Regions from separate parts of the Homo sapiens genome. Here region 2 is linked to region 1. The links are chromatin loops, found by intact Hi-C in ENCODE. Cell type or tissue: prostate gland. All regions are shown on one strand. Links, peaks and the distances in the headings refer to the core of each region. The heading gives the core; the rest is flanking DNA.

Evidence for each region. Hi-C counts contacts between places; a loop is a spot of excess contacts. Peaks named below come from ENCODE experiments on the same cell type or tissue, not always from the same donor. Only the 100,000 strongest peaks of a DNase experiment are listed, where the experiment ranks them.
Region 2: a loop joins it to region 1, with 2.4 times the contacts of the local background. A loop is called at or near these places in 2 of 110 quality-filtered maps.

The regions. Positions count from the first base shown.
Region 1 is chr14:65,022,382-65,027,757 of GRCh38, reverse strand. CHURC1-FNTB (CHURC1-FNTB readthrough) reads right to left here. Exons shown (of 14, transcript NM_001202559.1): 7 at 159-305; 8 at 1-60. It overlaps FNTB (farnesyltransferase, CAAX box, subunit beta), which reads right to left. Exons shown (of 12, transcript NM_002028.4): 5 at 159-305; 6 at 1-60. It also overlaps a transcript of MAX not described here. Among named protein-coding and RNA genes, the nearest start is that of MIR4706, 20 kb to the left of the region's middle. In prostate gland, for the core only: no CTCF peak of the experiment used is centred there; DNase peaks (open chromatin) are centred at 1,251, 1,737 and 2,587; H3K4me3 peaks cover 903 bases; H3K27ac peaks cover 2,982 bases.
Region 2 is chr14:65,076,980-65,082,355 of GRCh38, reverse strand. MAX (MYC associated factor X) reads left to right here. Exons shown (of 5, transcript NM_002382.5): 4 at 4,320-4,443. Among named protein-coding and RNA genes, the nearest start is that of MAX-AS1, 10 kb to the left of the region's middle. RefSeq lists an enhancer at 3,978-4,953. In prostate gland, for the core only: no CTCF peak of the experiment used is centred there; DNase peaks (open chromatin) are centred at 864 and 2,745; H3K27ac peaks cover 5,000 bases.

The DNA of each region.
Region 1 (5,376 bases), core at 201-5,200:
TGCATGAGAAAGGAGCCGTCAGGTTGCTTCAGGGAGTACAAATACTGAAGAAGCTTCTCTCTGAGAAACAGGGAAAGAGGTAGGAGAGGCAACAGTCAGTGCGTGTCAGCAGGCGGGGAACTCCTCTAGGTTTCTGTCACTGCTGGCTTTCACTGTACCTGTTAATGATGTCATAGGCCTCCTCGGTGCCAATGATGCACAATGCATTGACTGCTGCATATGTGGGTGCAAGGTGTGGATACTGACCGGGTCCTCCTCCAAAGCCACCTTCTGGGCTCTGACACAGCTCCAGGAACTGACACACACTAGGTACACAGCCAAAGGGCAAAAACAAAGTCAGAGAGCATTCATGTCAAAACACCAAATTCCCACTAGATTCCAGGCCTTTCCAATGATCCCCCACTCCCTCAAAAGTTGAGGGGAACCTCTCCTCCCACTTGTTGAATATAACCTCTCCCCAAAGGGCTTAATTCTCTCTCCAGCTATCATCATTTCTGTCTGCCCTCCTCTGAGTTTCGTACTTAAGCGCTTGTTGGTCATGAAGCAGGGAACACAAGGCTGGGAAGAAACCGACTTTCGTAGCTATGGGGTAAGAGTCTCCCGTGCTTCCCACACAAACCTTTCCCAGACTTTCCACTCAACTTGCTGCCCTGGACCTGTGGTACCAGCCTCCTCCTCCTTGCCTTTGGGAACCTCCCAGCCTTTGAATTTTGCCAAAACATGGTGCTCAACTGCTTCTTTCCACACTAACCATCCTAGTCAGGATCCATCACCTAGGCCTATCATGAACATGTAAATAGAGGTCTTCTCACTCCCATTGCCACCTAAGCCTCTGTGGGCCACTGATTTCTACTCCACCAGTAAGAAGCAAGTTTTGTTTTTTTGTTTTTTTTTTTGAGGCGGGGTTGCCCTCGGTCGCCCAGGCTGCAGTGCAGTGGTGTGATCTCAGCTCATTGCAGCATCCGTCTCCCAGGTTCAAGAGATTCTTTTGCCTCACCCTTCCAAGTAGCTGGGATTACAGGCGTGCACCATCACGCCCAGCCAATTTTTTGTATTTTCAGTACAGACAAGGTTTCACCATGCTGGCCAGGCTGGTCTTGAACTACCTGACCTCAAGTGATCCACCCGCCGCAGCCTCTGCAAGTGCTGGGATTACAGGTGTGAGCCACTGCATCCGGCTGAAAAACACATTTTTAATGGAGCCTGCTTCCATGGCTGGGAGAACAGAAGAGAGGCAGGCTGCTCTCATGCTCACCTTAATTGCGGTAAACATAAGAGGAGCTGCACTGACTCGCCGTGAGAATGCCTCCCAGTCTGCGGGTTCTTGGAGAATTCTCCACGTTAATTCAAACAGGCTCCCATTCCCTCACTGAGGGGAGCTGTTTTCTGAGGGTTTGCCTCCAAGCCTGGCATCAGGCTGCCCAGAGGTTACAGTCTTGCTTTAGGTGAAATCAAGAGAGCCCTATCATCAGTCCGGGGTCTTCCGAAGTGCACCAGAAAGGGTGCCCCAGGAAAGCCCTGGTTATCAAGCTGTTTCTCCACAGCTCAGCAGGGTCACAGCCTTCCCGCCAGGAGAAACCTCCATTTACAACAAGCAAACTGTCTTTGCAGTGTTCATGGGGCCTTCTTTCCTGGGCGCTTTCACCTCATTATTTCCTTGCTACTGCTGCCAGAAAGACTACATAGCCTACTCTCCAAGAAGACACAAGTTTATAACTGTTTGCCAACATCACATTTAATTGCTTTCGATTTCAGAGTTCCCATTATCCGGGCAGAGAAAGCAAAAGCAAACGCTGCTGCCTTGCTCTGTGAGTTCTGAAACGTCACAGGTTAAAACAACACATACTTCTTTTTGCACCTACAATTTTACTGTAGAAAACACAAGGATTGAAACTGAAGTTGAAAACAATTATGTGGCACTATGGTTTTTGTTTTTGATTTTGAGAGAGGGTCTTACTCTGTCGGCCAGGCTGCAGGACAGCGGCATAATCACGGCTCACTGCAGCCTCAACCTCCCCAGACTCAAGCTATCCTCCCACCTCAGCCTCCCAAGTAGCTAGAATTACAGGCATGAGCCACCACGCCTGGCTAGTTTTTGTATTTTTTATAAAGATGGGGTTTCGCCATGTTGCCCAGGCTAGTCTTGAACTCCTGGGCTCAAGCAATCCTCCCACCTCGGACTCCCAAAGTGCTGAGGTCACAGGTGTGAGCCATCATGCCCAGCATGTGACACATTTTTAACAGCAATTAATTTCTGTAGAGAACTTGAATTTGTTCCTTCTTTCCAAATCGTCATCAATTCTTATGACATTTCCCAGAAACAAATAGTTAATAAGCTCATGCCCTAACAAAGGCTGGCTGCACTAGCATACCAAAAGGTTTCTGTACCACAAAAAGTTTTAGCTGATACAAAACTTAACAGCACATTTTTTAAAAGAAAGAAAAAGAGTCACCTGGTTATCCACTCCCTTTCCCAGCTCCTAAGATAGAATCGTGCCGAACGCAACACTACTGACCCTAAAGCCTCGAATTAGTTAGGATCTGAATGTACCAGACACACCTTGATACCATCCCTCCATGCCAACCTCCCTCAGCTGACATGCTGCATCTGACTGTCTGGGGCTGTGCTAGAGAACTGGAGGTTGGGCTTCTCTTGATCTCAGACACTTCCGTATTACAGAACATTCTGATCCCAAGGCTTTCCAACTTGCACCTTAAGGAATTGGCAAGTTGACTATGAACTACCAGCTGTCATTCACAGACTTCTTAGCAATTCTGAAGACCAAAATGTTAATGATACTTCTACATATTTAAAAAAAACAAACAAACAAAAAAAAGGAGCCAGGCATAGTGGCTTGTGCCTGTAATTCCAGTACTTTGGGAGGCCAAGGCAGGAGGATTGCTTGAAGCCAGTAGTTCAAGACCAGCCTGGGCAACACAGTGAGACCCCAGCTCTACAAAAAAATATTTTTTTTTCCCACAAATGTAGGGGGAGAAAAACTTATCATAGAGACAAGAAGTTCACCAATAAATAAAAAATTACAAGCAAAAAACATTGTACAAACACCAAGTGGCACATTTTGTGAAAAACAAGTATTCACAAAATCATTCCTTTAGAATATGACTGAAAGCTGCAATACATCAATTTTCTTTAACGTCAGCAAGGCATTTCATTCTAGCTTACGTGCCAATTACCAGCAAAGTGGGAAACTATCTTCTATATCATGGATCTTCAAACCCAAAATGTGTGCATCAGAATCTGTAGAAAGCTAATAAAAGAATACAGAGACCCAGTCCTGCTGAGGTGGAAAAGATCCTGGGCCTTTGTATTTTTACCAAATTCTCAGGTGATTCAGATACATGCAAAGCTTGAGCCATCACTAGTCCTTGCTGCACAACTAAAATTACTTGGGGGGTGTTTTAAAAAAATCCCAACACCCAAGCCACACCTAATTCCAATTAAACCGGAATCACTATGGGTGGGACCCAGGTGGCAGTATTTTTTTTAAACTCCCCACGTGATTCCAATGTTCAGCCAGGTATCAGTGCTTCTCAAACTTGAGTTGCATAGAAATTACCTGTGGATCTTGCTAAACTGCAGCTCTAATTCAGTAGAACTAGATGGGTCTGAGAGTCCTCTTTTTTTTTTTTTTTAGGAGATGGAGTGTCCCTCTGTCGCCCAGGCTGGAGTGCAGTTGAGCGATCTCAGCTCACTGCAAGCTCTGCCTCCTGGGTTCAAGTGATTCTCCTCCCTCAGCCTCCCGAGTAGCTGGGACTACAGGTGCATGCCGCCACGCCCAGCTAATTTTTGTATTTTTTAGTAGAGTCAGGGTTTCACTGTGTTGCCCAGGCTGGTCTCGAACTCCCGAGCTCAGACAATCCGCCCGCCTTGGCCTCCCAAAGTGCTAGGATTACAGGCGTGAGCCACCATGCCCGGCTGAGAGTCCTCATTTCTAATAAGTTCCCAGGTGATAGCAATGCTCCTGGTCTGGGGACCACATTTTGAGTAGCAATGAGATACATCTGTGCTGTCCAATAGGCAGCCACTAGCCACATGAGGCAATTTAAATTCTCAATTAATTAAAATAGAAAATTCAGCTCTTCAGTCACACAAGACACATTTCAAGTACTCCACAACTAACTGTGGCTAGTGGCCAATATAGAACACGTATAGATGTTTATAGACACCTATAGACATTTACAGAATATAGAACATTTTCATTATCACAGAAAGTTCTGCTGGACACCACCACTTTTATCATTCCATCATTAAAGAGTATGTAAATCTTGTAAGAGGGTCAAGTTCAAAGCAGGGATATCAGCGATTGCCTCTCAGCCTTATAAGGAGTTTACTTGGGACTCTTAGGTGATGGCTGAGGACTGATCTAAAGTGATTGATTCTGGCCAGGCGTGGTGGCTCATGCCTGTAATCCCAGCACTTTGGCTGAGGTGAGGGGGATCACTTGAGCTCAGGAGTTCAAGGCCAGCCTGGGCAACATGGCAAAACCCCATCTCTACAAGAATTATAAAAATTAACCAGGCACGTTGGCACCCACCTCTAGCCCCAGCTACTCAGGAGGCTGAGGTGGGAGGATCACTTGAGCTTGGGGAAGTCCAGGTTGCAGTGAGCTGTGATTGTGCCACTGCATTCCAGCCCAGACAATAGAGTGAGACCCTGTCTCAATCAATTAATCAATGTTGATTCTAAACACCGTCATCAGTTTGGATGAAGGATTCAAAGGCATGTACAGTAAATAAGCATATAATACAAAATGAGCAGCAAAACAAATCAGAAACCAATAAGAATAAAACAAATGCAACAGGTACAAATAGCAAGAATTACGCTTAGAGATGGCAGGGGTGGGGGATGGGTAAGGCACATGAATATGGGAAATGACTAGGAACATAGCAGGAAAAGACCAGTAATAAGGGTCCACGAGTTGTGAAGAACAACAATAAAAATGCTTGTTAAAAGCATCATAAATGCAGTATTAGTCAGAACTGTATCTGGCTCTAGCCTCCATTTTCCACCTCAAAGGGAATTCACATGAGAGTTGTAAAAATGACTACTTTTTTTTTTTTTAAGTATTTGGCTGGGTGTGGTGGCTCGTGCCTGTAATCCCTAGACTTTGGGAGGCCAAGGCAGGAGGATCACTTAAGGCCAAGAGTTTGAGACCAGCTTAGGCAATACAGCGAGACCTTATCTCTATTTTTAAAATAATATAAAAAGCTTAATATTACAGACAATCACAGTGAGAAAGCTACCCAGCAAAATACCTCAAATATACAAAGGATAATTACATAAACATTCTAGTAGGTAAAAACTGAGACTAATTTGTAGCAAGAAGTATTTAGGTTACATAAAAAACTTCAGCA
Region 2 (5,376 bases), core at 96-5,095, 55 kb before region 1:
AGAAAACCACCTTCACTAGGGTCTTCCATTTGACGTCCTTGTAGGCAAATCAGGTGACTTTCGTAGTCCTTTTCCTCCTCCAACTTTCCCCTCCATGACAACAGTGTCCCTGCAATTCTATTGATCTTTTTAAATTAGTTCCATAGCTTCCCCTGTGTTCCCAAAGTATGAGTGTCCTGGAGGCTTGGATTCAAATCCTGACTCAACTTCCTATTAGTTTACATAACATTGGGTAAATTACAGCTCTGTGTCTCGGTTTCCTCATTTATAAAATAGGGAAAACATCAGAAGGTTGTGTGAGGATGCCTGACACTTAGTAAGTACTCAGTAAGTGTTAGTGCTGCCATTGTTACCACCCCCATCATCATTGTCACTTGTGTTGCTATGTGCAGCCATGGCTTTGGAGCAAGATCTCGCAAGGCTGCCCAGTATCCCTTTGTGTGGCTCCCAGAGGTGAGAGAGAGGCCTGCTGAGCCCTTTGCGTTTGCTTACATGGCTACATGGGAGGCCTGGCTACCTCTTCAGTCCCTTCAGCCACCATCCACCCTGTCTCAGGGCTCCATCCAAGCCATTTAAAGAGCCATTTCTGTTCACAAAGACAGACTCAAAATTATGATTCTGCTAATTATAAAAACTATCAGGAAAAAAATTTTCAGGCTTTTACTGAGTACCCAAGGCAGCACTTGCTCTGTGGACATGTTGACTTACCAAGTTCTATCTGATCAGTCACACTCACATGAAGATAGGCAGTTGACTCAGCTGACTTAGAGCAATTTTCAGAAAACAGAAACTGAAAGTCCAGGGTTATTCCATAGTCCATGCCATAAATCCCAGGGTTTCTTGCTGGTTTCGTGTTTGCTGGTCACATATTATAAACTCATAAAGACAAGGAAGGCCCTGCCCCCACCTTCATCCTGTGTTTGGCCACATGATCTTGTATGGAGTGGAAAGATGGGAGGGGAGGATTGCAGGTGAGTCTAGCATTTTTAGCTTCAGCCTTTTGCTTTTTCTTTCCTGGACTACATGCACATGCAAATTTGGGGTATTTCTGTATTTTGTGCTTTAAATTTTTTTCTTGTTGGGCCTTAATTCTTGTTGGGTACCCTGGGAAGAGTAAAATAAAGTTAACTCTGAACCATTCTTTTGGACTTGCTGAGGGATCAGGGCACCCTAAGTGACCAGGGGCACTTCTGCTTTCAGCAGAGGATGGAGGAAGGGCTGTGCTTAGCATTCTGAAGGCCTCGTTCTGAGTTTAAACCAATCCAGCCTTCTTTGGACTCCTGTTGTTCCCAAGACACTATGTTCTGAACATCTATGAATTTTATCTTCATCCAAAAATTACCCTGAAATGGAAACTGCCATCCCTCACAGATCTTTTTCTCTCTTCTGGCTTGTTTTGCTGTGCTTACTGCTCACTTTTCACTTCTTGATCCTAATTCCCTGGTTTCATGTATAAATATTTGAAGGAGAAACTGGTAGCAAAAAGGCTGTTACTCAGTCTGGTCATTCATTAAAAGTTATCACTGAACATTTGCAAGTGCTCTCTGGTTTCAGAGATTGTGCATTTTTTCCCTTGTCCCGGATGCACATGGGTAGTTAAGAGCTAATGTTGCCTTCTGGGAACTATTAGTTGAAAAAATAGCTTTTACATAGGCAAATTTAAATAGAGGGATGTAAATTACATCAGTGATGGAAAGGGTAGACTTTGGAGGGCTAGATGGGGTCTTAGAGAATTTCTAGTCAGATGAGGAATAGGCAAGGTGAGAAATGTGTCTGCAGCTACAGAACCCATTAATGACAAGCATGCAGAGCACTCCTCTGTCCTCTAATTCCCAAATTCTTCCTTGCCACTCTACCACCTCTTATCAATACTAATCATTTTTCATTCCATCTCCAGTATCCAGAGAGGAAGGTATTTTAATTAGTCCCTTCTAATTATGTGCTCCTTTTTTCCACCCCATTTTGTCACCTAATAAACCCTAATAAGGTCCCTTTGTAGAAATGGGAAACAGTGTCTGAAGTATCCATTGCTAGGCTAGGAACTCTCATTCCTTCTGCATAAGCTGACTGACTCAACTAAAGAAACGCATCTCACTTTTTCCCCATCCCATCTTGACTGTGCTATTCCAAACGCCACCTTGGTCTAACACAGGGCTCACCATTTCAGATAGGAGCGTGTTGCATGCACACATGCAGCACCAAGGCCAATGCGTAGCACACAGTAGGTAATCACCCCAGCCAGAAGCCATCTTTCCCGTGGTGTCTCTAGTCTCTGCTAGTCAGGTTACGCTTGTCAGCACTGCCCTGTGATATTTCCATGTATAGACATATTTATCTCCTCAACTAGATAGTAAGTAAGCTTTGGGGCAAAGAAGCCATGACTAATACATTTTGTTTCCCCACAGTATCTGCCTAGTATCTTGTACGTAATTTGCACCTGATAAAAATGGTTGATTATGAACAATTTCCTTGAGGAAATTACCTTAAGGGTGCTAAAGAGGAAAGCCTGGAAATTCTAGTACTTGTGAGGACTTATGAATAAGCACGGGCCTTACAAACCTTTCTGAAACTCAGCCCAAACTGAGGCCTATAAATTGAGATTGTTAGGATTTAATATGAGTAGATCTGGTTTTGCTAGCCACGGTGTACATGTTTTCTTTGTCTTTCTCCCGCTGTTGTGTTCTGGTTGTTTAGGACCCATTGGGCTTGTAATACAGAATTGTCAAGCACTCCCTACCCTGAGTAAGAAGCTTTCCGGCTGCTCAGGAGTCTCTGGCTGGAAGGCCATACTTAAGCTACTAGGCTACCCCGCCTTGAGCTTCGCTTGGCTTTGTACTATTCTACCAGTTTGGCTGGCTGCCTGGCCATAAGTAACTCTGACTATGTTTGTAGCCTGGAGAGAATCTCCCAGACAAGTTTGATGTCTAGGGGCACAGTAACATGACATCCATGTTATTGACTTACGAACTTACTCTAGCAAGGCAGTACCCAGGCAACCCACAGCCATTGTAGAGGTGTGGTTGTTTCCTGAAATGGCCCAATCTCATGCTCTTCCTGTGTTGACATCAAGCACCGACAGCTTTTTATGAAAGTCTCTTTAGCCAGGAAGGCTGAAGTAGTGACACAGCAGCATTGTTCAGTTCGGAATAGTTAACAGTGGTTTCAGAGTTTGGCTGGAATCTTGGGTCTTGATGAAACACATTGTACCCATTCCTGTCTCAAGCCAGGCCCTAGCAGAATTAGTGACCTAAAGCTTTCATTTAAGTAGTATTTTAATGTTTCCAGACATAGCCAAGCTAAAGACTTTAAAGCAACCTAAAGAACCAGAGGAGATGGGAGGAGTACAGTTCAGGAGTCGGATGGCTCTGAGTTTAAAGCCAGGCCATGCTACTGTGCAGCTGGTGATTTTGAATAAAGCGGTGTACTTCTCTGATCCTTGGGTTCTTAGTAGAGCTACCTCTGAGACTAATCTTGTGAGTTAAGCTCTGTAAAGCACTTGGCACCTTGTATGTCACAAAGAAGGCCTTCACGGATGCAGTGGCTCACGCCTGTAATCCCAGCAGTTTGGGAGGCCGAGGTAGGTGGATCACCTGAGGTGAGGAGTTTGAGACCAGTCTGGCCAACATGGTGAAACCCCATCTTTATTAAAAATGTAAAAATTAGCCAGGCAACGTGGCATGTACTTGTAATCCCAGCTACTCTGGAGGCTGAGGCAGAAGAATCACTTGAACCTGGGAGGTGGAGGTTGCAGTGAGCTGAGATCACACCACTCTACTCCAGCCTGGGCAACAGAGCGAGACTACGTCTCCAAAAAAAAAAAAACAACAACAACAACAACAACAACAGGCTGGGCGCAGTGGCTCACACCTGTGACCTATAATCCCAGCATTTTGGGAGGCCAAGGTGGGCAGATCACCTGAGGCCAGGAGTTTGAGACCAGCCTGGCTAACATGGTGAAACCGCATTTCTACTAAAAATACAAAAAAATTAGATGGGCGTGGTGGCGCACACCTATAATCCTAGCTACTCAGGAGGCTGAGGCAGGAGAATCACTTGAACCCAGGAGGCGGAGGTTGCTGTCAGCCAAGATCACGCTGTTGCACTCCAGCTTGGGCAACAAGAGCGAAACTCTGTCTCAAAAAAATAAAAAAATAAATAAATAAATAAAGCCTACAGTAGCCATTATTGTATTTCTTCAGCCTTTTCCCACCTTACCCTCTCGTTTCCAGCCACCCAAGCAGTTGCTGCAGGCCAGGTTCCCTCACTGCCTGGATTGGGTTTTTATTTTGTCCCCTGTGCTTTTTCTCATATTGCCACAGGCATCCCGGGCCCAAATCCTAGACAAAGCCACAGAATATATCCAGTATATGCGAAGGAAAAACCACACACACCAGCAAGATATTGACGACCTCAAGCGGCAGAATGCTCTTCTGGAGCAGCAAGGTGAGCACCCGAGCTCGTGGGGCAGCTGGCCCTGCTGTGCTCCAGCCAGGTCAGGCTTTGGCACCTGGGCCTGCAGAGTCAGAGCCAGTCATGGAGTATGTGCTCAGTAGCAGGCTTGGTCCTGCTTCTTGGGGCCTGAGTAACTGAGTGTTAGAGCCGTCCTGAGGAAGGACCTGAGGCGCCAGTGAGGAGACAGTGGAAGCTAGGAAGTTGGACATCTGGAGACTTGTATCTTTTCTGGCCTGACCTCTCCCCTTCTTGGGGCTCAGGTGCTCTGCCTGCAGTAGGGATCACACCTGGCATCAGGTGTCTGAAAAGAGCTTTGAGGTCCTTGGAGTGGAATGTGCTGTGTAAGTACCAGAGACTCCAGGTGTTCAGGGACAGTGAGCCCTCCCCATTGTCAATGGTAGTCCAATCAGGGCAGCCTATGGGCTAGGCCCATGCTGTTCTCAATGCTCACACCCGCCTTTTCCTACAACCACAGGGGAAAGCGAGAGCTGATCAAGTTCTTTGTTCCTGGGGAATTCACTTCTCTTCCTCCCTCATGGAAGATGCAAGTAAAAGGAAATGCAAGTAACCACCTGGGTTAGAAAACCTCAAATAAAATAAAATAAAATAAATTAAATGGGTTGACCTTCCAGGCTCAAGCTGAGCTGAACCAAGGGATGGGCAGTGGGTGGTGTCAGTGGGTTGGTTACTGGGCCAGGCAGCCTGCATGTAGGGGCTATTTGAAAAGCCCAGGTATTTTATGTGTATTGGTGACTTGCTTCCAAGTGTCCAGCTTGTCATTCCAAGTGGATCTTGTACACGAGAGCTAAGCCAAAACTGTTCTTTGGCTGATACGTCTTATGTCATCCTTTCCTGCTGTTGTGTGGCCTCACACCTTGTGGAGCCTCATGCTCCTGGGCCAGCTTCTCCTCTGTTATTGCACTG